7 separate regions of the Mus musculus genome follow, and all the other regions are linked to region 6. Evidence: chromatin loops called from intact Hi-C (ENCODE). Cell type or tissue: left cerebral cortex. All regions are shown on one strand. Region 1 has its middle 9.3 kb from the start of Gm24285. Region 2 has its middle 38 kb from the start of 4930467K11Rik. Region 3 has its middle 95 kb from the start of Gm36769. Region 4 has its middle 19 kb from the start of Gm36827. Region 5 has its middle 140 kb from the start of Gm24285. Region 6 has its middle 4.5 kb from the start of Gja1. Region 7 has its middle 51 kb from the start of Gm36769.

Region 1 (4,000 bases), 810 kb before region 6:
ACTATTATTCTTAGGGTTGGTTTTCTCATAGTGTCCTAACTTTCCTGGATGTTTTGTGTTAGAATTGTTTTAGCTTTAGCATTTTCTTTGACTGATATATCAATTTCTTCTATCATATTTCCTATGCCCAAGATTCTCTCTTTCATCTCTTGTATTTTGCTGGTGATGCTTCTATCTGTGTTTCCTGTTCTCTTTCATAGGCTTTCCACCTTCAGAATGCCTCAGTTTGTGTTTCCTCTATTGCTTCTATTTTCATTTTTCAAGTGTTAGACAGTTTTATTTATTCTCTAACCTGTTTGATTGTATTTTCCTGTATTTATTTAAGAGATTCATTCATTTCCACTGTAAAGGCCTCTATCAACTTTATATATTAGATTTAAGGTTATTTTCTCACAATTCAGATCTTTTAGGATATCAAGGGCTTACTGTCGTAAAATAGTTGGGGTCTAAGAATGCCACATTGCCCTGACTTTTGTTGATTGTGTTCTTATGTTGTCCTGGAGCCATCTATTTCTAATGTTGTCAGGCCTGGCAGTCCTTGATAGGAGCAAGTCTCTGGGGCTGCAAGTAGAGCTAACAGTCCCTAGTGATAGCAGGCCTCTGGGATTTCAAGTTGAGTTGACTGTTCTGGTGTCAGCAGACTTTCAGGTATGTGGACAGAGTTGGTGGTACCTGATGGTTTCAGACTGCAGATTGTTTGGGATAGGGGAGGGCCCACAGGGATGCAGGTAGTGTTGGTGGCCCCAGATGGTTTCAAGCACCCTGGATTGCAGGTTCAGGTGTGGACCAGAAGATGGAGCACAGAGGTGACAGAGCAGACCTCAAGACTTCTGGCCTTGCCAGATGACCCAGTAGGCAGAGGCCAGAAGGACCAGAAGGTGCTTGAGGACCTTATCTGTTATCCTTGGGCAGCAGCAAGCCTCCAGTGATGCAGGTGGAGCCATGGCCCAGGAAATAGAGTGCAGAAGGAACAGGGCAGAGTTTGCCACTGCTGAGTTTGTCCAGAGGGTCCAGCTGGCAGGGAATTGGGATATAGGGTTCTCACCTGGTGGTTCCTGATTGCTACAAGCCTCTGGGATGTGGTTAGAGGTATGGACTGGAAAATATAGCACAAAGGGGAAAGAGCAAACTTTATGGCTGCTGGGCTTTAATGAGGATCCAGCACATATGGGCTTGGTGCTTGTGGATCTCAACCATTTGCTCTGGGTGACAGTAGGCCTCCAGGGTTCTAGAATTAGTTTCTAAAATGAAGTAAGATCAGTGTGAGCAAATGCTAGTTCAAGCAACAAACTGATAAGGCTGCTTTTAATATTTACCTTTATCCTTAAATTTATATTAATCTTATTTGAAAATGATCATATAGCTTTGTCACCTATATATTTATGGTCAAGACATCCAAGATCCTTCCTTATGGCCTTTTTCAATGTACAGTATAGAGATGCTACCTATAATCAGTGCTGCGTGGAACACACTGAGCTATCTACTCCTAATTATACCTCTTTGCCCATGGAGCATATCATCTATATTGTTCTGGAGAAAGTTGTAAACTATGCTTGCTCTTCACCAGGGGGTGCTGTTGCCATCTGAAACAAAGCATGTGGCTACTTCCAAGTAGAAATTTGTTTTGGAATACACATTTGTAAGAACACAGCCCTTCCCATTTCCCCCTCAACTTCTTCTTTTCTGCTATTTTTCCAGCAACTCCACCAAAGTACTCCATATTGTCTTCATGGTATTTTATGTCATCTAACATTAAAGTTAGTTGAAATCACTTGTTTTAAATATTAATAGTGACCATGAATTATGAACATATAGGTGATTCACAAGATGCTACAGGTAAGCACCTACTAAAAAGTTTGACACACTGAAATACATGTGTGTATTTACTTAATTTTAACCATGCAAAAGTTCAATCTGGTTATGATACAATGTCCTATGTATGAATGAATAACTGTAATTTTATAGATAATACAAAGGTGTGGGATAGTATGTCTTTTGCCTGTGACATTTAATTTTTATATTCTAATGGGAAGATAAGTAAACTAACAACATCATGACTTATGATGGAATTTGAATCAAGGCTGTGATAGGTGATAATCACTGCTATTTGACTGGATTTAGAATGAACTCATCAATTGTGGCATACATCTAGGTATGTCTACGAGGGGTTTTCAGAAAGGGTTAAGAGAGAATAATAATCTATTTTAAATATACATCACTATCTATCTATCTATCTATCTATCTATCTATCTACCTATCTAACTATCTATAATGACCTGTTTCTTGACTTGTGTAGAATATAGGGCTAATCCACTCAGAGTTAGGTACTTATTAAACTCTTGTGCTTGTGGCCCTTAAATTTGGCTTCCTAGATCTCATTTGTGGCTCTACCACTTATTCAAAGAACATTCAACAAGTTAGTCATCATACAAAGTTTCCACATGTTTAAAGTGGTAAAATCATATCATCTTTCATGAGCTAATCAGTTCTCACATCTGTGAGAAAACACCTGAGAGAAATATCTTAAAAAGAGGACTGGTTTATCTGGCTCTGTTGCTTTGGAGTCTGTCTAAAAGCAATAAATCATGGTGGGCAACATTTGGGACAATAAATATGCTTACATCATGACATCCTGGAAGCAAAGAAGAGAGAAGAGAGTCAGTATATGGCATTCCCATTAAAGCACATCTCTAGTAATGATAATGTAACTTTCTTCCGAAAGAATCAGTGTCCTAAGGTCATTTCTGTCTCCTGATAGTGTTGATGGCTGGAGACCAAGCTTTTAATGCACTTGAAATCTAAAATCCTACATGTAGTCATAGATTTACTGGTCCTTGGGTACCGTAATAACTCAATCTGGTTATTATACCATGTCCAATGTATGAATGAATACCTATATATTTTAAAGTATACACAGATAGGTGATAGTATATGTTTTACCTGTAAGATTTAGCTTTATATTCAAATGCAAGGACTAAACAGACTCTCAGCAGTGTCAGTCCTGATGGAATTTGAAACAAGACTTTGATAGGTGATCTTTATAGGTAATTTGACTAGATTGACAATGAGCATGCTTGCGGGTATGTCTGTGAGGACCTTTCAGAGAGGGTTAAGGTAGAAAGATGATCCGGATTTAATCAGAAGCTTAGCAGACAATTCCTTCCAACTGTTACAGTTTAAAGTAGAAATGACACCAACGTGGTTATTTCTGTGTGTTGGATAATTGCTTGTTTCATTTCTAGAACCATTTCTTGCTAGTCTGAGTGCTACATGTGAAGAAATAAGAATGTGGGTGAGAGTCATTTTGAATTCCAGTGTGTGTGTTACCATAGAAAGACTGGTAATAATATTTGCAGTGTGATTTGTGAGGACCAAGCAGAACAGTTAGCCTTCCTCATACCACATAGCCACAGGGTAGATAGAATCACACAGCAAGAGATTGAGATTCATATCCATCAAGATTCCATGCTGTAAATGTGTGGGCCATGTCGGCAGGGATGACTTTGTGGGTAGGTGGAAAGTATTAATTCTGATCAGTAGGATTGGGCTTCTCAGAAACTCCCCTGCACATTCTCCCGATCTCTTCTGTGTTGGTCTTTGCTATTCACCAGACACAGTGTTGCTATTCACACCTCATTTATTGCATTTCAATCATGAATTGTTATTCTAGCCATGGAGAAGGAGCCTAGAAAGTTTATTAAATTTAAAGATTGATGAATGTTGAAAGTTCTACAACTGCTTTGCAGGTTTCAGTTTTAATAACTAACAGAGACGTATGCCTCAGATGATGTTGCTAGACGATACAGGACTGGTGAAAACAGAGCAGAGACTTCCAGTTAAAGTGAACAAAACATTACTTTGCTATGCTCTAGGATTGTTGGGGAATAAACAAGACTTTTTTCAAAAACAAATCCATCCCCATAATGTTATTTGGATTTGGATAAGCTCTCTGAATTTTTCTTCCAATACCTAATAGACACATTATGTATTATGTTGTAGT
Region 2 (4,000 bases), 1.1 Mb before region 6:
TCTGTTCCAGGCAGAGCTGCTTCCTAGAAGGATGATGTGCTTCAGGCAGGGCAGATAGGTTCTGCCTCCACTGGGCCCCATGGGGGTCCCAGTTATACTAGGTATTAGGGTGGAGGGGTGTGTCTCACCTGCAAGCCTAATTATGATGGACATCTTGGGAGTCAAGCTGTCTCTGGGTGTCCTGATTTTAGTTTTTATGTGAATGTGCTCAGCTATTGTTTCCCTTTTACTCACTGTACCAGACATAGTGGAGTATCTTTCTTTTTATAAACTTCCAACCGAAGAAACACTTCAGCTATTTCTTTACTCATTGTGTATCACCTGGCCTTTACAGTCTCTGGCCTCTCTTATACTGGATCACTGAGTAACACAGATGTATTTTGCTTTTTTTTTTTTTTTTAGAATTAATATTTTTATTATGTATTTTCCTCATTTACATTTCCAATGCTATCCAAAAAGTCCCCAATACACTCCCCCTGACTCCTCTACCCACCCACTCCCACTTTTTGGCCCTGGCGTCCCCCTGTACTGGGGCATATAAAGTTTGCAAGTCCAATGGGCCTCTCTTTCCAGTGATGGCCGACTAGGCCATCTTTTGATACATATGCAGCTAGAGTCAAGAGCTCCAGGGTACTGGTTAGTTCATATTGTTGTTCCACCTATAGGGTTGCAGTTCCCTTTAGCTCCTTGGGTACTTTCTCTAGCTCCTCCATTGGGGGCCCTGTGATCCATCTGATAGCTGACTGTCAGCATCCACTTCTGTGTTTGCTAGGCCCCGGCATAGTCTCACAAGAGACAGCCATATATGGGTCCTTTCAGCAAAATCTTGCTAGTGTGTGCAATGGTGTCAGCGTTTGGAAGCTGATTATGGGATGGATCCCTAGATATGGCCGTCTCTAGATGGTCCATCCTTTTGTCTCAGCTCCAAACTTTGTCTCTGTAACTCCTTCCATGGGTATTCTGTTCCCAATTCTAAGAAGGGGCAAAGTGTCCACACTTTGGTCTTCGTTCTTCTTGAGTTTCATGTGTGACCTTTCAGAGGGAAGCAAAGACTCTGCCAGGTCATTTATGTGAAGAATCTGTGGTGTTTGTTCAGCTGGAGCTGAAGAATTGGTTGTGACTAACAAGAGACCCAAAACCACTAAAGTCAAACCTTTGCTTTGCTGGGATAATGGATGCTGGTCCACCGGGGCTGAGGAATCAGCTGTGGTTAGAGGAGACCAGCGTCACTGAGGTGAAATCTGGGAAGTGTTTTCTGAGAGTCAGTACACAGAAGCTGTGTTCCAGAGGCAGCCAAGGCTGTACCTTGCTTTGGTCATGGTGGTTCACCACAGCAATAGTGTTCCTAAGAAGGGCGACATCTGACTTCATTTCCAGAAGACTACGTGAGGACCCTCATAGGAGATGAAGTTGTTTTTATAAATTTAGTAATGATGAGCTTGTTCAGTTTTTCTATACGAGGCATGCACTTGCTTATGTTTAATAAAAGTTCTACACGTTTCCTGTAGGTGGCGCAGAAAGCACAGGTAGGAAAACGGGGAACGTTTTTATATTGTAATCTGAAACAGAATAAAATACAATCTATTTCTATATTTTCATAATTTGATCATTGAGGTGACGCTATGTCGTATATTTGAGAAATTTTAACGTATGCAATATTTTTTTGGAGTAGAGTGAAACGCTTCGACCATAGGGAAAGTTTGATGATTACCTTCCGTTTACCGTGATTATTGTAGAAGACGCTTGCTGTCATGCACAGAAGCCGCCACAGGGGGGCAGCGCAGTGCTGTGTAGGAAATGATTCAGCTGTACATTAATAGGTTCAGAAATAAGGCAGTGGGATAGAATCAATTATCTATTCAGTAATATGAATTAATATGAAGGCTTTAATAATTCATGATAACTGGCTTTTCTGAAAATAACCAGTCTGTATTATCATTACCACATTATCAAAACAGATCTTAATAACCTAGTGTCCTACAGTTTAATTCAGGTCTCTAAGAGACTTCCTAAGCCACAGCTATGTTAGAAACTAAAGTACCATGGAGCTTACATCTAACACTACAAGTCCCTAAAGCAGGTCTCACCAGGGGATTGCAAAGGGCCTTTTGCCACCTTTCTCTTCTTACATTTCTTTCCCCTTTCAGATTCTGCTTCATGCTTCTATCAATTTTAATTATTAAAGAAATGTATGCTAATACAAAAAGTGCCAAATGGTATAGAAATATATTTTGTATGGTCTAGAAATGTACTTCATGCTTTATCTCATATTTGTATGTTTTTAGGGTTGAGATATGAATTTGTATCTATTTAACAACTTCCTTTTTATTACGGCATGTTTGCAATGTTTTTTTTTTTATTTTTTTTTTTTTTAAATCATGCTTGTAAGACAGCTTTTATACTTTTTATCGTTACTTACTTGCATGTCTGTGTTTTGGTTTGCCTGTGCCATGGCATGTGTGTGGAAGTCAGATGACAGCTGCTGTAATAGTGGGAGTGGAGTTAAGATGCTAAAGTGATGCTTCCAAAATGGTGAGACAGTAGGACAGTTGTGATAGAAGTCATGTGAATAAGAGTCACAGTAGTAAGGAATATCTCAAAGGAAGGCCTAGCAGATTACGTAAAAGACAGCGAATTCTGCATTGATGCTGTGGCCTTGGCTGGGGGAGAGGGACCCTGCACTTCAGAGAAGTAAGAAAAACAAATTGGAAAAATTGTAGGCATGTTTATCTTGTAAGTTAAATAAGTAAATTCTGTAGGGTGCTCACAATATGTTGTTAATATGTTGTTGCCATTTATATGGGCGTATGTGTGTGTGTGTGTGTGTGTGTGTGTGTGTGTGTGTACATTCTGAAGTATTTTAAAGCTCCTGATAGTATCCATCAGAAAACATTCGCTGGAAAAGGGATAAGGATAGAAAGATGACTCAGTGTTTAAGAACAGTATTGCTCTTGTAGAGGACCTGATTTTGGTTTCTAGCACCCAATACTACTCTATTCGTGGCTGCTTACAACTCCAATATCAGGGTATCTGGCACTTTTGGCCTCTAGGTCATCCATACTCACATGCATATACCTCTTACACACATAGCTAATTAAAAAAATATTGTAAAAATTGAGAGCTTCAGCGTTTGTATATAGGCAAATTATGTATTTTATGTAAATGCATAAAAGTGTTTAGGATTCTCAACTCAGGGAAACCCTAGGCCTAGTTTTGTCTTCATTTCTCTTGTGTAATATGTATCCACTAATCCTTAGTTTCTTCCTTTAAACCACAGGAATGATAATAGTAATTTATAAAAACAAAACTCCAGAGCATCCCAAAACTTCCTTGGACTTAAAGGAATGGACTGTGTAAAAACATTTAAAACATGTCCTTACATGTACAGTATATATTCAGCATTTCTATTATATTCATGATTGAAAATACTGCATAAGAATTCTTAGCTTTCCTTATAGTTTTTCACCCCCAAAAAGAATTCTTTCCCTGCTCATTTAGCCTTGCCTGATCCATCACTTTCTGAAGGGTTTTGGCATTTCTAGAAAGGAGTTTAGATTGTTTGTGATGCCAGGTCAGGAGATAAAATGGAGACGTGGGGAGGATAGATGGTCGGCTGATTTCATTCTGTGAGTTAGAAATCATGGACCAGTTTAGGAGCAAAGATCAGGTGTGGAGGGAAATGAAGACAGAGAAGGAAGCATGAGGAAAGAAGAGAGAGCAGGGTTTTGGGGATTAGAAACCAGGAGATTGGGGGCTAGTGAGATGGCTCAGTGGGTAAGAGCACTGGTTACTCCTTGAGGTCCTGAGTTCAAGTCCCAGCAACAGCATGGTGGCTCACAGCCATCTGTAATGGGATCTGATACTCTCTTCTGGTGTGTCTGAAGAGAGTGACAGCATACTCACATACATAACTTAAATAAAAAATTCTTTAAAAAAAATGAGGAGATTGTGCATTAGGCATTCCTGAAAATTGGGGGGAGGGGCAGGTAGAAAGATACCA
Region 3 (4,000 bases), 470 kb before region 6:
CCAACTTCATACGTTCATCTGACTCTGTGTGTGTGTGTGTGTGTGTGTGTGAGAGAGAGAGAGAGAGAGAGAGAGAGAGAGAGAGAGAGAGAGAGAGAGAGAATGTGTGTGTTTGAGTGTGTGTGTATGTTTTAATTGAATTTCCATCACTGTATGGCCTTTTTTGTAAACTGTCACAGTGTAACTCATTCCACCCTTGAGGCTATCCCAGTAAAGAGGGTGCTTCCTCCTCATGAAAAAAAAAAAATTCCACAAAACTAAAATTTTTCATGGTATACCAAGTTGTACATGAAAACCCAAAGTTATGCTCTTAATTATGTATGATTCTCTATGAGAAAAGAGTCTGCTGTGAGTCCTGCAGAAAAGTCTCCATGTTCTTGTTAAAAAGAAACATGATGTGAGATGAAAAGAAGGAAGCATCTATTGTATTTAAAGGTCAGCATCAAAAGCGGTTGCCTTTTGGATCAGGACACAGTCCAGTTGGTCTGGGAGTCACTTCAAGGCTGAAAGGGAGGGGCAGCTTTGTAGAAGACATCAGGGCAGTGCTGGGCCTGAGGGGCTGTGCTGCTTGGCAGCTCACAAAACTATGCCTTAAGTTGGTACAGAATGAGCAAAGAAAATGCCTGGTATTCAAGAATTGAATCTTAACTGGGAGTCAGGATTGCACTTTTGATTTTCAAGGGTAGTCCTTTACAAATCACACACACACACACACACACACACACAGAGAGAGAGAGAGAGAGAGAGAGAGAGAGAGAAATAGAGAGAATTGTGGTGTGTATGTATGTGTGTATTTATTGTGGGTTGAATGTGGCTGGACCCTTTTCTTTATCATCTGGTTTTAGCTTCTTATATCCTTAGAAGAGGGAAGAAAAATAATGTGAGTGAAAGAAAATATCATTTAGCCATTTAGCAAGCAACCTCAGCCCTCCACACACACAGCTCTTTAAAACGGTTGCGTCAGAGGAAAGCTAACCTTGGAAGCATGAAGGCTGTAGAAAACTCTGAGCCAAAAGAAGCAGCAATAGGTGTGGTACTGATTCCGTTCACTGTTACTCACCAATAACCTGGTTCAGACCCTTCATGCGTGTGTGAGCCTCTACTGTGAGGTATTCCCAGAGGGCTCAGCCCTAAGGGATCAATCATCTAGATTCACCACACTCGGCGGCTGCTGCCGCTCATTTGGCGTGAAATAGCTGGAGCTTTCAAATGTTGTTTGGTTGGGTCGGGTTTGAAATGACTTTGAAACATCCTTGTTGAAAATTATAACAGAAACTCCAAATCATGGGCTTGTCTCTCAGAAGAAGCCAGTATGGATGTAGAGAGATCCTGGGGTGGAAGTATTCAGAAAATTGACTATAACTGAAAGCAGAAGAAAGGGAGTGAATAAATAATGAAATATAAAGTGAGAAAGGAACAAATTTGAATCCTGCTGACGCAATTTCTTTTCAAAAGATCAAAGCAAGAGAGATAGTAAAAGAGATTTTAAGTGTCAGGAAGGCAGGAAGAATGGTTGCTTATATATGCTGTTAGTTCCCCCAGTTTCTGAATGTTCTGGAATGCCTGTCAATTTCTGCATATAGAGGATGCTCTGAGTGCTTCTTCATCTAACAAGACATCAGGGGGAGATCCCCGTAAATATTGCTCTTACGTTCCTTCCCATTGATAGTTTCCTTAGCACTGACAGTACCTGTGTGATTCCTTCTTCAGCTGCTTGTGAAACCTCTCAGAAAACAGTGATTGACAGGAAGGCCCTGTTTATGAAGATGCTGACCTCAAGGGGGCGCTCAAAGGGAGGAGTGCTGTAGAAGGGTCAAGTTAAGAACCTGACTGGGTTCATAGGAATGGGTTGAGCTTTTTCAATTAAGAAGTCGGTTTCAAAAATAAAAACAAGAACACATTGCTTCTGCACAGCAGAATCTTCCGTTCTTTTTAAAATCATGACTTTTGGAAAATGTCACTGAGCTAGTCTCCTACTACTTAGCAAAGTTGTCCTAAAATTTAAAAATGAAAATAAAACACAACCAAAACCAAACAAACAAAAATAAAAAACACCATAGAGTAGGAGGTATGCATTAAAAATAAGGACCGAAGGGCTACACACAGCCACTGACATTCTTAGATAAAGGTATGCTAGCATCTCTGATGTTGACAAGAATTCCAACAACCGAAATACACCAGTTTGCTCCTGCTCCGGCCACCAGCACTTCTTTCAGGTAATACCTGTCCCACCTCACAGGTTTTTGTTCTTTCTGAAGTCCCTTTGCAAATATTGTTTCAACTTGGAGAAATACATTTTGACCAGTTTTCTAAATCTTCCTGGTTGAGAATTACAAGCTCAGTAGTTACCAATTTTTCATCAGAATAATGGTAGCATTAGTGTCTCTGTCTCTCTCTGTTGCTGTCTCTCTGTCTCTCCCTCTCTCCCTGTCTCTCTCCTTCTCTCCCTCTGTCTCTCTGTCTCTGTCTCTGTCTGTCTGTCTGTCTGTCTGTCTGTCTGTCTGTCTGTCTCTGTCTCTTGCTTTGGCTCTCTCAGATTTGCTTTGCTCCAAGTAAGACAACTTAGAGCAGCCCAAGGCTGTGAGCATGTGCCAGACTGCCCTGGCTCTTGCTTGGGGGCTCAGTCATTTCATTTACTGACTCTAACTCCTCCAACTTAAGATAGGGGAATATCTTAGAGGGAACTCACCTAAGTCCTCCTGAATTATGGGCATGCTGTGTTATCCTTTAAAATCAACAGAGAAGACACTGATGAAACCTGAAAGTATGTCCCCAGGACTAAATGTTAGCCAACATTCCTTTTTCTTAAACTTGAAGAGAACAGGAATTGAACTGAAGTGAGAGCCTCTTTTACAAGCCCCTTGACCAGATCCAAGCAGGGGACCTGCCTTCCTGGTTGCAAATGAGCATTTCAAAGCAAGAGGGATTAAAGGACAGCCACAAGGTAGGCACACTGCCATCCCCCTGAGCTTCCCGGGGTGACAAACTTCTGTTAGCCTCAGAGTGCGAACATAGCAGTCCTCACCAAGGGTAACTGAGAAAATGGGCAAGCAAGGAGTCTAGGAAATGTATACCATCTGTTTATTTGGTACATACTCTGCTAGCTCAAGAACTTTCTTGTTTAGGATTTTTTGTTTGTTTTCAGTTTTGTTTTTGGTTTTGTTTTGTTTTGTTTTTCAATTCAGTAAGTATTGATCTAGTGTCCAGCCCTCACAGGGGTATTAGGCAGGTCTCTTGCCTCCAAGACCGAAGAGGAATGTAGACAGATGCCTGGCTTCTACCCAGCTCCACAGCAATGTTTTATTATGAACACATGTACGTGAGAGCGCTGTGACCCTACTGACCAGAAGCTCCACGCTAAGAACAAAAACCTAATAAAAAGGCCGCCCAGGTATGAGGGATTCCAGACACAGTTAGGGTCCCATGGCAGAGAATTTAAATGGATTTGATCAAAAGTCAAAAGAAGCCCTTTCACGTGCTCTTACTGAGGAACTTGGCGTGCAGACTGTACTTAATTGAGAGGCTTTGCTGGCCAAAGTGTGCTGGCCTCGAGCCCAATCACAGGACCCCTTGGAATAATTAGGAAAGCCATTAGTTCTTGTGCCTAATCCCAAACCACCTTGTCTGAATCTCTCCCTGCTTGGTATAGATCACAGGAGAGGTAGTGCCACACCCCCCTTCACAGCTCCAGGCCGTAAGGCAGACTCCTGCAAATGGAGATAGTCCTTTCCTTTTTTAAACACTTTATAGGTTTCATTAACTTTAAACATCAATAAAGCTCCCTCCTTAAAAAAGAAAAAGAAAGAAAGAGAGAGAGAGAGAGAGAGAGAGAGAGAGAGAGAGAGAGAGAGAGGGAGAGAGAGGGGGAGGGAGGGAGGGAGGGAGGGAGGGAGGGAGGGAGGGAGGGAGGGAGGAAGAAAGGAAAGAAGGAACTTAAGCAATTATAACTAATTTAAATGGTATTATTTTTCCTTAAGTTTCTTTACTTCTTTTTTATGAT
Region 4 (4,000 bases), 630 kb before region 6:
GATGCTGAGTCTGAATTATTTTGAAATCCTAAACAAACCCCACTACAGAGGCCCAGAGCCAGGTTCCATGTGCTATTCCACATGCTCTGTGGGTCTGTGACTTGCTCCAGCAGCTGTTGTCAGCATTTCTCAGGTCTGTCCTGAGCTATCACCAAGAGGCATCTCTGTGAAGACTTGCCTTCTGCCTCCACCATATGTCCTTGTCTAATCCCAGAGTAAGTTTCAGTGTTACTAACAACCCTCAGGACAGTGTCCTGTGAAGAAAGCGCACCCCTCCAGTGCTTGCGTTGCTATGGTCATTGACATCATTAGTTCTGTAGATTCCTGGCTCTTTGGAAGCCTTTGGTTTGAGAAATGGAAGGAGGTGGTTGTATGCAGACTGAGATCGTGTGCATTTGAATGGTCGCATTGCTGTCAAACTTGCCTTCTGTGCTGCTGTTTTCTTCTTCTCCTCCTTTTCCTTCTTCTCCTCCTCCTCCTCTTTCTCCCCCTCCTCTTCTTCCTCCCCCCTCCTCCCTTTTCCTCCTCCTCCTTCTTTTTCTTCTTCTTCTCCTTCTTTTTCTTCTGTGTTTCAAAGATTGGTAATATTGTACATCTTGAGTATTATTCTCAGAAACCCTCCCGAATATGATTCATCTGGCTGATAGATTACTTTCATTTCCTAATTTGATATATATTATATAATTTGAGAATGTGCCTCATACAGTTTCAAGAGCTTCAATGCAACAACGGAAACAAACATCTGGACCCATTTTATCAACTTGCTCATTCCTATCTTAAATGAGAAAATAGTATATTTTTAATTGAAAATATATTTTTTCATAAAATATATTCTATTATAGTTCCTCCTCTCTCAGCTCCTCCCAGATCCTCCCTATCTCCCTATACACAAAATCAACATCCTTTCTTGCTCTCTCTCTCTCTCTCTCTCTCTCTCTCTCTCTCTCTCTCTCTCTTAAAGGAGAAGGTAGCATATTCTTTTACAAATATTCCATCCCACAGATATTGGTTACATCCATTTATAGAATCAGAAGCTTATAGGAAAACAGCATGAATGCCACAACCATGGAACTGTTCAGTGTAATATCTGCATGCAGCCTATAACAACAATAACAGTAACAACACTCTCCTGATTTGGGTGCAAATAGAAACCAAATGGGGCTTAATTCTCATTAATCAAAGTATAGGGAGATTTTCACTGCATTATCCATCCTTACTTCAGCCTAACTCTCATAAATTTGTAAGTGACTGATTATTGACACCATACAACTTGCAACACAATAGATGGAATTATTGATAATGCCTATGTAGGAACACATGGGACTGACCTAAATATTTCCAAGCTTTATAGTATTAAAGGGGGAGAAATAAAATAGCCTTGGCTCATTTTCCTTTCATTCTCCGACTTGACAGTCCACGTGAGCATTTTCCTTCTCCCCAGACTGTCCGTCATTGGGCAGTGTGCTTTGCTCTACGGACCTCACACCTTTTCATCCCTCATCCCCATCTAGCTTTTACTCCGAGGCTCTAGAACTCTGAAGACTTGTTTACACTTCTAAAGTGTGACATTTCCTTCCATTCAGGGGAATTCAGTTCAAAGTGGTACTCTCTACAAAAAACCACAGAGTCGAAATTACGATCAAATGATCCGTTTTCTTGGACCTCAATCTCTTCTTGTACTAAAAAGAAAAAAAAAAAGTCTTGACAATCAAAACAGACGGCACCTGTCCTGCTTGTAGCTTCGAATAAGCACGTGTAAAATGTGACTTCCGTAGACTGTGACAAATGGCCTATCACAGATCAAATTACTGTCCTAGAATATTTACCGCTTCAGTAGCATGAGTTGGTCAGTAGATGGCACTGTTTGTTACATTAAAAAAGAATCGCTGCCGCCTGAGACATCACCTGATCAGGATAAGGAAGGGTAGGAGGGGAGGCGACCCTGCTCTCACAACAGAAACTGCGTTGATTTCTTAGAGGTTAAAGTGACCTTGAAAAGGATCCCAGCACATCTCTCTGGTTTTTCAAAAGGAAAGTTCTATTTTGGATATTCTCAGAGGGGTGGATATTTTTAACGCACTTCATTTACCCCTTTCAAACGGGAGCTACTCAAAAAATTCTGTATCCGAATCACATCTTTTTTCAGTGTTCTTGTCTTCAGTCCTGAGGTGAATATAGAACACTTCTTTACGGTTTCTTCCTGAAAACTCTGCCGAGGTCTTGAGGGAGGTTCACTAGTATCCGACATAAGCCTTTTGTGCTTCCTTGGTCCCTCTAGTCTGTTTCTCAGACTGTACATCAAATCTGCTCCCTCTTGAATTCTAATATGCCATTCAGTCAGGCCCACTATACAGCATAGTATCTGGATGTATACCTTATTATTAGATAATAAAGATATGTGAATGTTGACAGGACACAGAAGATATTCAGGGTATTTTTATTGGCCCCAAAGATTTCCAATCTTTAGAGAAATTGATCTATCAAAATGAACGGAAATAACGTAACTACAGAGTACAAAATATTGACTTCAACCATTTTAAACCAACTGTCTCTTTTCATCTGATTCTTATTTTTCTATGTTTTCTTTTTCTTTTAATATTTTTATTAGGTATTTTCCTCATTTACATTTCCAATGCTATCCCAAAAGCCCCCCCCCACTCCCCTACCCACCCACTCCCCCTTTTTGGCCCTGGCGTTCCCCTGTACTGGGGCATATAAAGTTTGCATGTCCAATGGGCCTCTCTTTCCAGTGATGGCCGACTAGGCCATCTTTTGATACATATGCAGCTAGAGTCAAGAGCTCCAGGATACTGGTTAGTTCATATTGTTGTTCCACGTATAGGGTTGCAGATCCCTTTAGCTCCTTGGGTACTTTCTCTAGCTCCTCCATTGGGGGCCCTGTGATCCATCCAATAGCTGACTGTGAGCATCCACTTCTGTGTTTTCTATGTTTTCAATGTAAGAATTTAAAGTATTTTCAAGTAAACATTCAAACTAATTTGATATATATATATATATATATATATATATATGTAAATATATATACTGGATCATAAGATATCATCCATTTTTTTAAGCGCTGGTGTTTTCTCTGCTACATTTTAAATCTCACAGAAGCATGTAACTTTTTATATGGCATCGACCACAAGAGTTTCACAGTACATACTTGATAATGCTATACAATGGATGCTTACTAAGCATTAGTTGAATGATTTAACAAATTGTTCCATTTAAGCTAACTATCATCCAGAGCATTGCCAGCTACTTTCAAGATATAGTTTTATTAACTGTCACATCACCATTAAGTTCCTGTATTAAGTCTTTACTACACTGTGCCAAGTCTATAATTTTCCTTTGACAAAGTAAAAACAAGCCTTGAAAAATTAATTCTTCAAATTATGAGTGTATATAGTGCAGCAAATTATTCTGTATAATTTTTCTGAGCAAAATATTGTTATAAACATTTCCATTGTATTTTCTTACAATTAAACTTTAGTTATTTTAATTCATTTGGAAATATTTAGGGTTTAATTTTAAGGATTTTTTCTCTTTATTGAGTTTGCATTATTTGTACTGTTGCTGTTTAGGCTGCCACTTTAACTTTGCTAGTGATTATTTTTATTCATTCATTTTTGAAATTAAGTTTGTTCACTTTATTTTATAGTTAGTGTTTTGTCTTTACGTATGTGTACCATATGTGCTCTTGTTTTCTGCAGTGGTCAGAGGGGGGATTGGAGCCAAAAGTAATTGTGAACCACCATGAGGGGCCTGGGAGTTGAATTCTCTAAGAGTAATAGGTCCTATTAACTACTGAGCTGTGTCTCCAGTCTCTCTCTCTCTCTCTCTCTCTCTCTCTCTCTCTCTCTCTCTCTCTGTGTGTGTGTGTGTGTGCATGCAGATATGTCTTTGTGTTTGTGTGTGTGCGCGCATGTTCATGTGTGCTAACCTACATGTATACCCCCTGTATGCAGGTTCTGATGGAAGCCAGAAGGAGTTAAGA
Region 5 (4,000 bases), 940 kb before region 6:
TGTAAAGTTCCTACAATATAACACTTTGTATGTTGCTCATGTTTAATAGTAGAAGCCTATCTCTTCCTCTTTTTATTTATAATTAGTTATTATGTTTAAAACTGTTTAGTCTGAATTTTACATTAACTGGACTATGTGGACCACGTAAGTTGAATTCTGCAGAAAAAGCAGAAAATGATTTGTTAGCATGCTAAACATCTGCCCAATTCTGTGTAAATAGCCAACTATTTCCCAAAATTCATTTTGACATTGAGGTTGCTACTGAAAAATTCTCGTTTAGCACTGTGTGCATATTCATGGTATTAATAGAGAACTTTGTCTTATCTATGCCAAGGCTGCTTTAATTAACTTGGATTGTAGCCAAAATACATCAAACCTTTACAGTATTATGGTGCAGGCAGTTGGCAAAGGAACTTGGCTATCACATCTTATCTATGTATGTACTTTTAAAATTAATAAACATTTGCATGGACTTTATCACTTAAAGTCAGCCACAGTCTCTCCAAATACCCTTTGCTTTAGAAAAGTGCAACGTGGACTTCTGGGAATACAGAAGGTGATTTGTTATATGAGTTGCATCTCTGTATGCTGTGATGAAGTATTTTACAGAAACAACTTCAGGGAAGAGAAGCTTATTTTTACTTTCAGTTGAGAAGACACAGAGCATAGTAGTAACTCTGTCCATGGACTGTTCACATCTTGGTGGATCAGCAAGCAGTGATAGAACCAGAAACCCAGTCTGCCTATAGCCCTCAATGTCTGCCTCAACTTTCCAAAGCTTCGCCACTGGGGATGGGGTGGGGAATGACACCAAGTATTCGACCAATGAGCCCGTGAGGGACATACTTCATTTAAAAGGCAGTAAATTTTGAATACCTGTAAAATTTGACTATAACTACTTATTTCCTTATACTTTTTGTAACTGGTATGTTCTTACAGTACACAAATGGATGCATCATTCAGTTTTTGCTCAAGTTTTAATTAGAATTTCGCTGGGCTAAAGAATCAGATACTCAGATGTTTCCCAGCTTTTCCAAATCCCAGAATGTGTAAAATTTCTCATTATACATTTAATTTTGAATTAGCTATAGTATTGTTTTTGGTAGTTAGAAATAAATGCTATGTCTTTCCATCATTGGGGAAATCTATGATGTTTAGAAAATGTTTTATTTTCTGAGTATATGCTTTGGAGATCAACGTGCTCGAAAGGGAACAGGATGGCACGGCGAAGAGTACCATCTACTTAAACATCACAACAAATTTCACGACATGATTGTTTTCACAAAGCTTCATTAGGGTATTAGTCATATGCGATGAAAACACGCAACTAAGTATCTAACACTGGCTATCACATTTGGCCAAACTTAAGACTCACCTAGGGATAAATAAAACTTCTGCCTGTTAACATCATAATGTCTTGGAGCAAAGTTGCAGCACTTTGATTTTTAAAACTCTTGAGATGATTGGAATGCCTAGTCAGGTTTGTGAGTTACATGGACGAATACCTTGCCTTTTCCTGCCATGTTCTCTTCTGGCATATATGTAACATCTGTATATACTCACGTACATGCATATATACTTGTATACACACACACACACACACACACACACACACACACACACACATATATATATATATATATATATATATACTTGTATATATATACATGCATATACATACATATAAGTGCATATATACTCAGAGATAATGAGATGTCACTTAAGGTTTGCATTTGATAATTATACCCTGATAATAATGATATTTATTGTCATGAAGCTAATTCCGTGAGAAGTGCTGTCCACTCTTACTAGCTGTCTTAATGTATAGTCTCTTGCTTACGCTTCATCATACTTATGTGGTGCATTTGTTATTCCCATTTTAGTGGTAATGAATGTGAGCAAAGTGATGGCGAAATCCTTGCTTAATATCACACTACTGTGAAATTTTAGAGCCAAAACTCCTAATGGACTTCAGGCATGCTTTTCTATACAGTCTTCACAGTTTTCTAATTAAGTGGTAATACGTAGGGGGGGGGAACCCATCAGATGATCAGATAATGGAGCAGGGTGGTGGGAGGGTATAGAGGACTTTCGGAGAGGAAACTAGGAAAGGGGATAGCATTACTATGGAAATGTAGGTAAGGAAATCAGAGATATCTACTTCTGTTTGTGCATTAACTGCTATAATTTACTAAATAATGCACTCTATGCTTTATTGTATTTCTGAAAAGCAAATAAATGTAACTTGGTTTAGAGAATAAAATCTAACTGTAGGCAGAAAGCTTAGAGATGACTTGGCAGTTTCTGATAAACAAGGAGGTTTCTTGTTTAGGGAGCATAGCTTGATACATCAAGTTTGCTTTCCATAAGGTTCTTTGAATTCAGAAAAATGTTTAGTTTGGATAATATTCCACAATTCCTGTAGATGGCAGCAGCTTTCTGTCATTGGGCCTTTGGTCTTGGTGAGAAGCACTTTTGGTTGGCAATCTTCTGGAAATTGCACATAGGAAGGTAATTTGTGATTGCCAAGTACCAAGCAGAGGTATATTTTTTATTTGGTTTTCCAAAAGCAATTTCCTGATATTTGTTTTGAAAGACTACCCAGTTTCCTACATTTGAATAAGGATTGAATCATATTTGTCTGGATCTAAAGAATAAAGATCAACCAAGTTCAGGACATTCTTAAGAAAAGTAGCATTTGTAAGCATTCCCTTATCATTCCTGGAAACTACAAAAGGCAGATGCATGCTCTTTAAAAAAAACAAACAAATAAAATAAAATGACTTGCATGGTTTATATGGAATTCCAAAAGCAATGATCCAATAAATTTACTAACAGTTCCAGTAAATTTGCTTCATGGATCCTGCATCCGATGATTGCCTTCTGCTCTTAGCTTTTTCTGCCTAATATACCATGTAATACGGTTCAAATCAAGAGTTTTATTTGTCAAATCATTCACCGGAGCAGCCAGTGAAATCTTTTTCTCTGTGTAAGACAAATCAAAGCCACTGGTGGTTCTGTTCATGTGGCTTCCGAAAGGGAAAAAAAGCCATTGTGTTCTTAATGGCCTTTAAATACATCTACTTAAACCTTTCCAAAGTTCCTTATTTTATGTTAAATTACATATGAGTATTCAGGCGGATGTAGCTGAGAGAACTTGTGAAGAATATAATTCTTGGATTGAATAACTGGTATTGAGAGGAGGAGATATTTTGATTAGTTATTTCAATACAGCTAGGACATTAACTCTCCAGGCTCAAACACTGGGAACTTTCCCAGCCATGTTTGAATTTAATGAAATGTTGATTCATTTTCTGAATCTCATCCTTCATGGAACTTGTCCAACTCAAGACATTTTGCCTAAGCTATGTTATGGAAGCTGTTTTCTGATGTCTCTAAAAAAACTGTGTTAGTGGTCAAGAATCCACATAAGTTTTGTGAATTAGGAAACCTTGTGCAAAAGTTGACAAAAACAAAGAAACCCTTCACTCCATCAATAGATAGCAGATGTTCTTTTTGTTCAAACAGATCAGAATTGAAGAAGCATCCTACTGTATCAGCTGTACATCGTTGTACATTCCAGGCACCCACAGGACTGTCAGACTAATTACAGGGCAAATCCCTGGAGTGCCTTTATTTCCTCTTACTTTTAGGATCAGTTATATAAAGTTAGCTCCCATGAACATAAATTCTAGAGTCCTCTCCTCTCATTTGGTCTTATGGATATGAATGTCCATTTTGTTTGGTCAACTTTTGAAGAGGGTCCCAAATTCCAGACTTTAGCTTGCATGGAAAATGCTTTAATCACTGTGTCATCTCCCCAGTCTAAGAGCTAAAGTTTCTATAGGTTGGGACCCACAAGGCATTATTATCCATTTTAAATTGCTCTCATTAACTTATAATTCATTGCATGGATTTTTTCAATACATATTTCCGTGCCCACTTTATTCAATATGGTAGTTATGAAAGAGATAGTTTCTTTGACCCCCAAAATTTAGGT
Region 6 (4,000 bases):
AGGAAGTGGAGAGCAAGTTTGGAAATTTAATTGGGAAAATATTACTAACACCAAAAACGGAAGCTGGGGTGCAGGGGTGCGGGGTGGGGGGTAAGGGAAGGGGTGGAGGCAGCAGAAGACACTATAGGAGAGAGAATCCAGTGATGGAGAGCGTAAATGCCTAGGCAAAGGTAGCCAAGGGGCCTCTCAACTGTGGGTTAAGGTGTTCAGGTTAAAATTTTGTAAAGATTGTAATTTAACGGAAAAGAATCGACAGTTAAAGCCACAGGTTCTAAAGTGTTTGTTAAAAGAAGGAATGTAGGCCGTGAATCTCCAAGACAAAGCGCACAGCTTGAATGGATTTCCTCTAAAGCCCACAAAGAAAAGAATGACAAAAGCCAGTAAGGTCAAGAGGAGAAAGGCATTCAAGATGGTTGGGAGGCGGTTTAGTTGTAAGGAAAATAACACTAGCCTGAGGCTTTCTAGGTCTTTAACTCAGAAAGGGCAATTATTCATTGAAAACAAGAGTGAATGCAGACCTTACAGAAAATGAAGTGCTGAGGTAGAGGGCTGGGATGTAGGAGAATGAAGGTAGTTTCTCTCCCAAGAGAGAGGTGGTCACCTGACTGAAGAGCTGATAAGTAGCTCCTTGGGAATGAAGATGGATCTGTAGGAGACAGAGCTATCTAAGACTGGGAGGATCAAGAATAACATTGCAGTGGGCTTAGATTTTATTATCTTATCCTTTCCTTTCCTTTCTTCCTCTCCTCTCTCCTCCTCCTCTTCCTCCTCCTTCTCCTCCAGCTCCTTCTTGAGTTAAAGTCTCAATATAGATCCCCAGCTTGTCTGCTGCCAGTTTTTGATTAAAGACACCTTTATCTGAGGTTGAGGTTTTTTTTTTGTTTGTTTTAAATTTTGAGATAAAGTCTCACTAAACAAGTTATGACCCTCCTCCCTTATTTCCTGTGTTAGAATGCTGGTGTGAGCAGCTATCCTGGTTTATATTTTCTTCTATCAGAACTACAATAATTTTGTATGGATCAAATTTCAATTTAAGCTAACTTTTTTTTTTTTTTTTTGTGTGTTCTTTTCCGTCTGCAAGGAAAGAGTGGACGAGAATGTGGAGCTTGACGGCTTGCAAATATGGGAATGCTTTTCCTAGATTGGTAGCCAGCTGGGAAGGGATCTTACTGTGAATGCTAGGAGCCAGCAGCTTCACAAACAAATTACACTAGAATCCTTTTCTACATAGTTTCTGAAACCTGACAACTCACCTCCTATTCAATTCCAGAGGACTCCTGTAACTGAAACCTTGCTCCCCATTTATTTAGCTCTCTGACATCTTTGAAAACAATGTAAACGTCAAAATTTGACTCTGTCTAGGTAAAATTTCTATGGGTCTTCCATTTACCTCCTAGTGAATCTGACTTTGAAGCTAAACAAACAAACAAACAACATGTTTATAAAGGGAAGGAAGAATTTGCTTTGTTTTGCTTTGTTTTGTCAAATGGAAAAGACGTTTAGCTGTGGATAAATATGTCTCTGGCTCCATCTTCTGTACAGAGTGCAAATGAACAGCCCAAGAAGCTACTGTGGCAGCTCTCTTAGAGAAAGCCACACCTAGGATCCCTTCCTCCTAGCCCTTCGCTTAATTTATATACAAGTGTCGTTCAACAAACCTCAACTCTGCTTTAAAAAATATAACTGATAAAACACTTGCAGTTTATTTAATCTTTGATATCATTTTTCTATGACGCTCAGTTAATCTTTTAGGATGTTTACATTTAATTATGCAGTAAATATTTACTGTGTCTTATGCCTGCCAGTTGCCAAATGCCAGTGAAAGGATTTTTTAAAGGATTTATTTATTTATTTATTTATTTATTTATCTAATGTATATGAGTACACTGTAGCTGTCATCAGACACACCAGAAGAGGATATCGGTTCCCATTACAGATGGTTGTCAACTACCGTGTGGTTTCTGGGATTTGAACTCAGGACTTCTGAAGAGCAGTCGATGCTCTGAACTTCTGAGCCATATTTCCAGCCCCGGTGATGGAATATTTAATTTTGGACGCAAAACCAAAAACGGTGTTAGGGTGGTTGAGCTTAAGTCTTTTCATTCTCTTAAAAGAATTTTGAAAAAGCAACATATAACCAGAACAAGAAAAAAAAAAAAAAAAGAATGCTAGTTTTGTTTTTCGAAAGGAATCACAGTCTTCCCCTCTATAATTAGGTGGAGGCACTGTTAACAATCCTATGAATAGAAGGCTGGTGAGATATAGCTTAGTGGGTAAAAGCACTTGCCACCAAGCTTAACCACCTGCATTTGATTCCCCAGGACCCACATGCTGGAAGGAGAAAGCAGACTCTTGTTAAATTGGCCCCTGACATCCACATGCATACTCTGGCATGAATGCACTTATATATACATGTGCTAAATAAATAAATTGTAAGAAAATCTTATGAACAACATGTCTAGCCTCAAAATTTTAAATAAATTGTTTAGGAGCAAAAGCTAGAGAGCTAGTTTCGTTTGTGACAAGATCTTATGTCGCCCATGCTAGCCATCAACTAGCTGTGTAGGAAAGGCCAATCTTGAGTTCCTGATCTTCCATGTGCTGAGATTACAGGCACGTACCAACATTCCTGGCTCAAAACTATAGTGATTTTACACACTGCCGGATTTTGATTACATAAGGAGAACAACCTCCTGTTACCCAGATTTTCTGACCACCACACATTGTATTCATATATTAACACAACACACATTTGCATAATTATTGTGTGTAAATTAAAAGTAAAAGTAGCTTTAAAATAGAGGAACCCCTTCCACTCTTGACAGTTTCCCTCACGTTCCCTAAGTCTATTTTGTCTCTGCTTTAAAAAGAAAAGAACAAAGGAACATTTGCGCTGGTCATCTAAATTTTGACTATATTTGGAATTTTAGTCTGCTGATTACCCACCAAAAGAGAAAATATTTCAAGACTTGATTTTAGGTTAAATAGCATGAACATTACTCAACTATCTGAAAGTCATTCAGCACACATCTTTGATTCCACTCTTGAGGAGGCAGCCAGATCTCTGTAATTGCAGGCCAGCCTGGTCTACATGTCAAGTTCTAAGCCAATTAGAGTCACACAGCAAAACACTGTCTGGAAAAAAAAATCATTAGGAAGATAGCTCTCTCATGTGTGTGATACCTGCCATCAGTTCATATTCTGTATGTCCATATTCATCATTGCATCACATGCTGTGGAGATGTAGAAAGCATAAAGAACAGTCTACATGTTGAAAACATCCTTGTATTTAAGAGTGAAAGCAAGTGTATAGTTGAAATAACAAATTCAAGAAGAAAATTATTCAGACATTATTCAGACAAGTATTTAATCGAATTAATAACAAATGAAAGGAAGAAAAGAAAAACAGACTGACTTAACATTGCTTTAAGAGTCAGCTGAGATAAAAATTCCCAAATGAAATATTTACAACGCTTGGTTATACTACCACTTACCAAGGTCGTTAAAGTGCCTTTCTGTTGTATGTCTGAGCTGGTTTTGGTACACAGGAAGACGGACCAATCTCAACTTTAAACCATGCATGTCTGTGATAGACGGCACCAAGCTTAACACAGTTTTTATTTAGTGCAAACATAAAACAACACAATTATTCCCAAGAAATCTCTTACCATAGAACTATAACTTCTTTATGCATTAGAACTATTTCAGCCTGAAGAGGTACAGAAGACTAAAGCTGAAAAATTACTGTAGCAGGATTCGTATAACTGCAAGGTTCTTGTGACTTTTTAGGATTATTTGTGTGTGCGCGCGCACGCGTGTGTGTGTGTGTGTAGGTGTTTTTGGAGATTAGAAGAGGGTGTTGGATACCTTGGAGCTGGAGTTTTAGGCACGTATGAGCTATCCAGTATGGGTGCTGAGAATCAAACTAAGTTCGTAGCTACAGAGTCATTTCTCCAGCCCCCTCTAGTGACTTTTTAATCTCTTGGTGGTTCCTGACATC
Region 7 (4,000 bases), 510 kb before region 6:
GATAATGCTCTTGATTACAAAGTCATCTCTCTAGCCCAAAAACAAGCTTCTTTTCTTTCTCTAGACCTTATGGTATTCATATGGGAGTCTGATGGCTGAAGACACTATTTTGCTCACCTGTGGCATTTGTGAAACCCAAGACTGGGCAGAGCACATGGAAAACAATCTTCAGAAAATTTAGGAAACACCAATGTGTAAATTACTGTAAGAACCAAAACCACTGTAGATTTTCAGCTACACTAAGCATCGTGCTTCTTTCTTAAGTCCTTAGCTATCCTCCACACAACCAACACTATTCTAATGTCACAGTCCCTACAACTGTAAAGTCTGAGGCGGCTTTAGGCTTGTGATTGGATGGATTCCTGAGAATTGCTCCTATCTTCTGACTCTTTGCCTTCTCCTCCAGGTCTGAAGTACCCTCAGCAGGGCTCGAACCACACCCCATTTTAGATCTTTGCACTTTTGTCTGTCCCTAAAACTTAATTCCCTTCACTTTATTGGTCTGCCTAATTTTATTTATCTTCCAAAACTGTTCTCCTACCTAACATCCCAAGATCTTCAACACTAAGTATCACTGGATTCAGATGCATTTCCTATGTGGACACACAGCTCACTTTACCATAGTATTTACACGTTTGTATCATAGTTACAATTGGACTAGGAACTTTTCAGAAGGAAGATGTATGCAGAGTTTTTCTTAATCTTTTTATTTTCAGCACTGGTGCCTACACTAACACTTGTGAATACTCACATGTTTGCCTAATTAGTAAAAGCATTAGATAGTAGCAAAGGATGAACAGCTATATGTAACGTGAGGAATCTCTTTTATTTTTGCTTTGTTTGTTTTCAGGGTTTAGGTAAGAGCCAGGTAATTTAACAGATTATACCTGCTCAATCTATGTTTCCATAATTTAGTAGAGTTCATTAGTTCAAACATAGATGGGTAACTAGACAGAAAATTTAATTGCTGGTGATTTACCTCCTCTTATTCCTTGTCACTAGCCACCAGAAAAATAAACAATGACAGAAGTTTGACTAGTAAAAATCCACCCTAATATTTGAAAATTCTCAAAGGATACGATTTACAGAATGTCAAGCTGATTTAAAGTGAGTGTATAAATGTAAGAGCAGTAGAAGGGGAACTTGAAAGATTATTATGATAAGTGGTTTTGCACTGATCAAGCAATGGTTTAGTTTGGTCTTTTTACAGTTTCAAGGAGTTTCTGTCTTTACTGGCACATGGGTAGTATTGGACAGTTTGGAAAGCAAAGCGGCAGGAGGCACGGTCCGTTTCTGCCTCTAAAGGATTGCTCTAGCCCCCATTTTTCCATGGCTGGGCTATCTAGCAACACTAATGGGAATGTCAGCAGTAGCACAATGCCATTTCATAAATGACTAGAGGCCAAAACCTATGTCCTCTTAGATGACCCAGTGATATCTTTTCTACAAAAGATACACAATAAAGGAAAATTCTTAGTGAACTCTTTTTTTAAGTGATGAAGCTTGCCAAGTTTGCCTCCGCATGTTCTAAAGTTGGTTTTGGCATGTCTAGTATCAGCCATCTAAATGTCAGTGGGAGACCTTCCTCACGGGAAACAGATGGTCCAGGCACTTCAGAGAACTCAAGGAAGGTTTATTTACAAAGAGACAAATGGCCAAGATGTGAATGGAATTTAGGAAACTGCTAGAATAATACAGGGACCTGGGGCACTAGCAGCAATAGAGACCTTTCTGCTTTCCTGCCCCATGCCAGAGAGGAAGGGAGGAAAGAGGCTAAAAGAGAGGCCTGGAGATGCAGGCACTGTCCACCAGGCAAAGCCAGCCCAAGGTACCTCTGCAGAGGAAGTGAGGAAGCACTGGGATAAACTCACAGTGTCATTCTTTTTACCCTCTGCTGGGTTCCTCTTTAGAAGCCTTGGGAATAGAAGGCATTTTGATATGTAGATAAATCAGCTGCTTTCCCCTCCCTTGGTGCTGAATAGTTTTGGTGTCAACTTGACACAAGCAAAAGTCATCTTGGAGGAGGAAACAGGAATTACAAAAATGCTTTCATAAAATCAGACCACATGCAAGCCTGTAGGGTGTTTTCTTAATCAGTGATTGATGGTGGTGGTCCCTGACTAGTGTGGGTGGTGTGTGGGTGGTGCTGTCCCTGGGCTGGTCAGTCTGAGTGCTATAAAAATCAGATGAGCAAGCAAGCCATGGGGAGCAAGCCAGTAAACAGTACCCCTCCATGGCCTCTGTATCAGCTCCTACTTCCAGGTTCTTGCCTTGTCCGTGTGCCACCCTGGCTTCCGTCAATGAAGGACTACAATGTGGAAGGATAAGGTCAATAATGCCTTTCCTTGCCAGCTTGCTTTTGGACATCGTGTCTCATCAAAGCAATAGAAAGCCTAAGACACCTGCTACCTGCAGTTCTTTTACCTGGGTAGAAAGCCAGAACCGGCAGTCAATAAATGCTCAGTCTTATCAGTTCCCATAACACTGTAGGGAAGGATCGGCTACGTCATATTCCTGCCTGAAGCTAGAACAACTAAGCAGTGGAGAAAGGGGCCTGCATACAATGATAGAACCCCACAAAATATAGCTTTTAATGCTTCTTTCTATAGCTAATCAATAGGGTAACTTGAGTCCTAATTGCTGATTACACTACCCAATTCCATATCCCCATACTTCAAGTGAATCTGCCAGATAAGGAATTTTCTTTTTTTCTCCGGTGGGTTGACTTAAAAGTAAGTATCTTGGGTATCAACCTGCCCTGACACATCAAGTTGCATTAGGACTAAGCATATTCTCACCTGCTGAGGCCAAAAGAGGTAGCCCAGCTAGGGGAAGGGAATCCAAAGTCAGGCAACAGAGTCCCAGTCAGAGACAGCCCCTGTTCCAAGTGTTAGGGGACCCACATGAAGACCAAGCTGTATATCTGCTGCATATGTATAGGGATCTAGGTCTAGACCATGCATGTTCTTTCATTGGGCCTTCTTTTCTCCAAGGAGAAGGGGAGAGGGGGATGGGAGAAGGAGGATGAGAGGGTGGGAATGGGGAAGAGGAGGAAGGGGGGCTGTGATTGAGATTATCAAATAAATAAATAAATAAATAAATAAATAAATTTTCTCCTTTTGTGTCCCGGATCTTGCAAGCTGTAACTTTCGTAATCTGTGGATGTGGTCTACAAAAGATTGATGTTGTCTTGTGAGACAAGTAAGAGTTGAATACATTTCAAGAGTCTTGTTTATACCTTCATCCATGTCTCCAAGATACCCCCACCCAATGAGGCAGGGCAGCACAGCTTCTTAATAATGACTGTTCCTTAGCAGAAGAGTTCTGACAGTTCAAACCTTTAGTCAGTGCTATAACGGTTCAATCCTTCTAATCATCCACTGAGCTCAGCTGTCAGCCACATCTACTCTGTGATGATAGGCGGCTTGGGATATCTCAAAGTTACGTGGGGAACTTCTAGCTTTCTGTGTACATTCTTAATTGCATGTTCATAGCTCTGTATTCTCTGGGGCTGCACCTAAGTAAATGATTCTATATTAAGCTGTCAGAGCAGCTAACTGCCAAAGTTACTGCATTTCTGTTAACACTTCATTCTGGGCAACAAGAGAGACTTTAAATACCCACAATACCCTTGTAGTCACAATATCCTTATATGCCATAGTCTTTTCCTGGTTCAGAAGTTAGGTTCTATAAGGGTTTATAGACTCAAGTTACCAAGGGCATTTATATCATTCTCTGTTTCTTTTATAAGAATATCAAATTGTTCTATTGCTAAATAGCATTTATTTCAGAAACATTATATCTGCAGCATTTCTACAATGTAAAAGTTACATAGAAATGAACTTCTTTCAACTTATACCACATAAGTATGAGAAAGAGAAATTTCGCGCTTAACTCTCTTGTAGCTGTTTATGAATGATCCCCATGACTACTGCCACTCCAGTACCATACTGTTATTGTTATTTTGTTGTGGTTGCTCTGAGCAAACAGCTTTGAAAAG

Evidence for each region. Peaks named below come from ENCODE experiments on the same cell type or tissue, not always from the same donor. Only the 100,000 strongest peaks of a DNase experiment are listed, where the experiment ranks them.
Region 1: it touches region 6 in a loop (9-fold over the local background); 22 of 42 quality-filtered maps call a loop at or near these places.
Region 2: it touches region 6 in a loop (21-fold over the local background); 19 of 42 quality-filtered maps call a loop at or near these places.
Region 3: it touches region 6 in a loop (2.4-fold over the local background); 22 of 42 quality-filtered maps call a loop at or near these places.
Region 4: a loop joins it to region 6, with 9 times the contacts of the local background. A loop is called at or near these places in 34 of 42 quality-filtered maps.
Region 5: it touches region 6 in a loop (12-fold over the local background); 14 of 42 quality-filtered maps call a loop at or near these places.
Region 7: a loop joins it to region 6, with 2.6 times the contacts of the local background. A loop is called at or near these places in 2 of 42 quality-filtered maps.

What each region holds. Positions count from the first base shown.
Region 1 is chr10:57,181,340-57,185,339 of GRCm38, reverse strand. No RefSeq gene overlaps it. Among named protein-coding and RNA genes, the nearest start is that of Gm24285, 9.3 kb to the right of the region's middle. In left cerebral cortex, a CTCF peak has its summit at 1,565 (motif pointing right); a DNase peak (open chromatin) is centred at 1,587.
Region 2 is chr10:57,445,894-57,449,893 of GRCm38, reverse strand. No RefSeq gene overlaps it. Among named protein-coding and RNA genes, the nearest start is that of 4930467K11Rik, 38 kb to the left of the region's middle. In left cerebral cortex, CTCF peaks have their summits at 1,527 (motif pointing right) and 1,741 (motif pointing right); DNase peaks (open chromatin) are centred at 1,521, 1,759 and 2,504; H3K4me3 peaks cover 297 bases.
Region 3 is chr10:56,838,708-56,842,707 of GRCm38, reverse strand. No RefSeq gene overlaps it. Among named protein-coding and RNA genes, the nearest start is that of Gm36769, 95 kb to the left of the region's middle. In left cerebral cortex, a CTCF peak has its summit at 1,773 (motif pointing right); DNase peaks (open chromatin) are centred at 1,770, 2,935 and 3,520; H3K27ac peaks cover 1,050 bases.
Region 4 is chr10:56,999,385-57,003,384 of GRCm38, reverse strand. No RefSeq gene overlaps it. Among named protein-coding and RNA genes, the nearest start is that of Gm36827, 19 kb to the right of the region's middle. In left cerebral cortex, a CTCF peak has its summit at 1,849 (motif pointing right); a DNase peak (open chromatin) is centred at 1,874; H3K4me3 peaks cover 371 bases; H3K27ac peaks cover 527 bases.
Region 5 is chr10:57,315,722-57,319,721 of GRCm38, reverse strand. No RefSeq gene overlaps it. Among named protein-coding and RNA genes, the nearest start is that of Gm24285, 140 kb to the right of the region's middle. In left cerebral cortex, a CTCF peak has its summit at 2,425 (motif pointing right); a DNase peak (open chromatin) is centred at 2,443.
Region 6 is chr10:56,370,776-56,374,775 of GRCm38, reverse strand. No RefSeq gene overlaps it. Among named protein-coding and RNA genes, the nearest start is that of Gja1, 4.5 kb to the left of the region's middle. In left cerebral cortex, a CTCF peak has its summit at 1,548 (motif pointing left); a DNase peak (open chromatin) is centred at 1,535; H3K27ac peaks cover 266 bases.
Region 7 is chr10:56,882,793-56,886,792 of GRCm38, reverse strand. No RefSeq gene overlaps it. Among named protein-coding and RNA genes, the nearest start is that of Gm36769, 51 kb to the left of the region's middle. In left cerebral cortex, a CTCF peak has its summit at 1,788; a DNase peak (open chromatin) is centred at 1,558.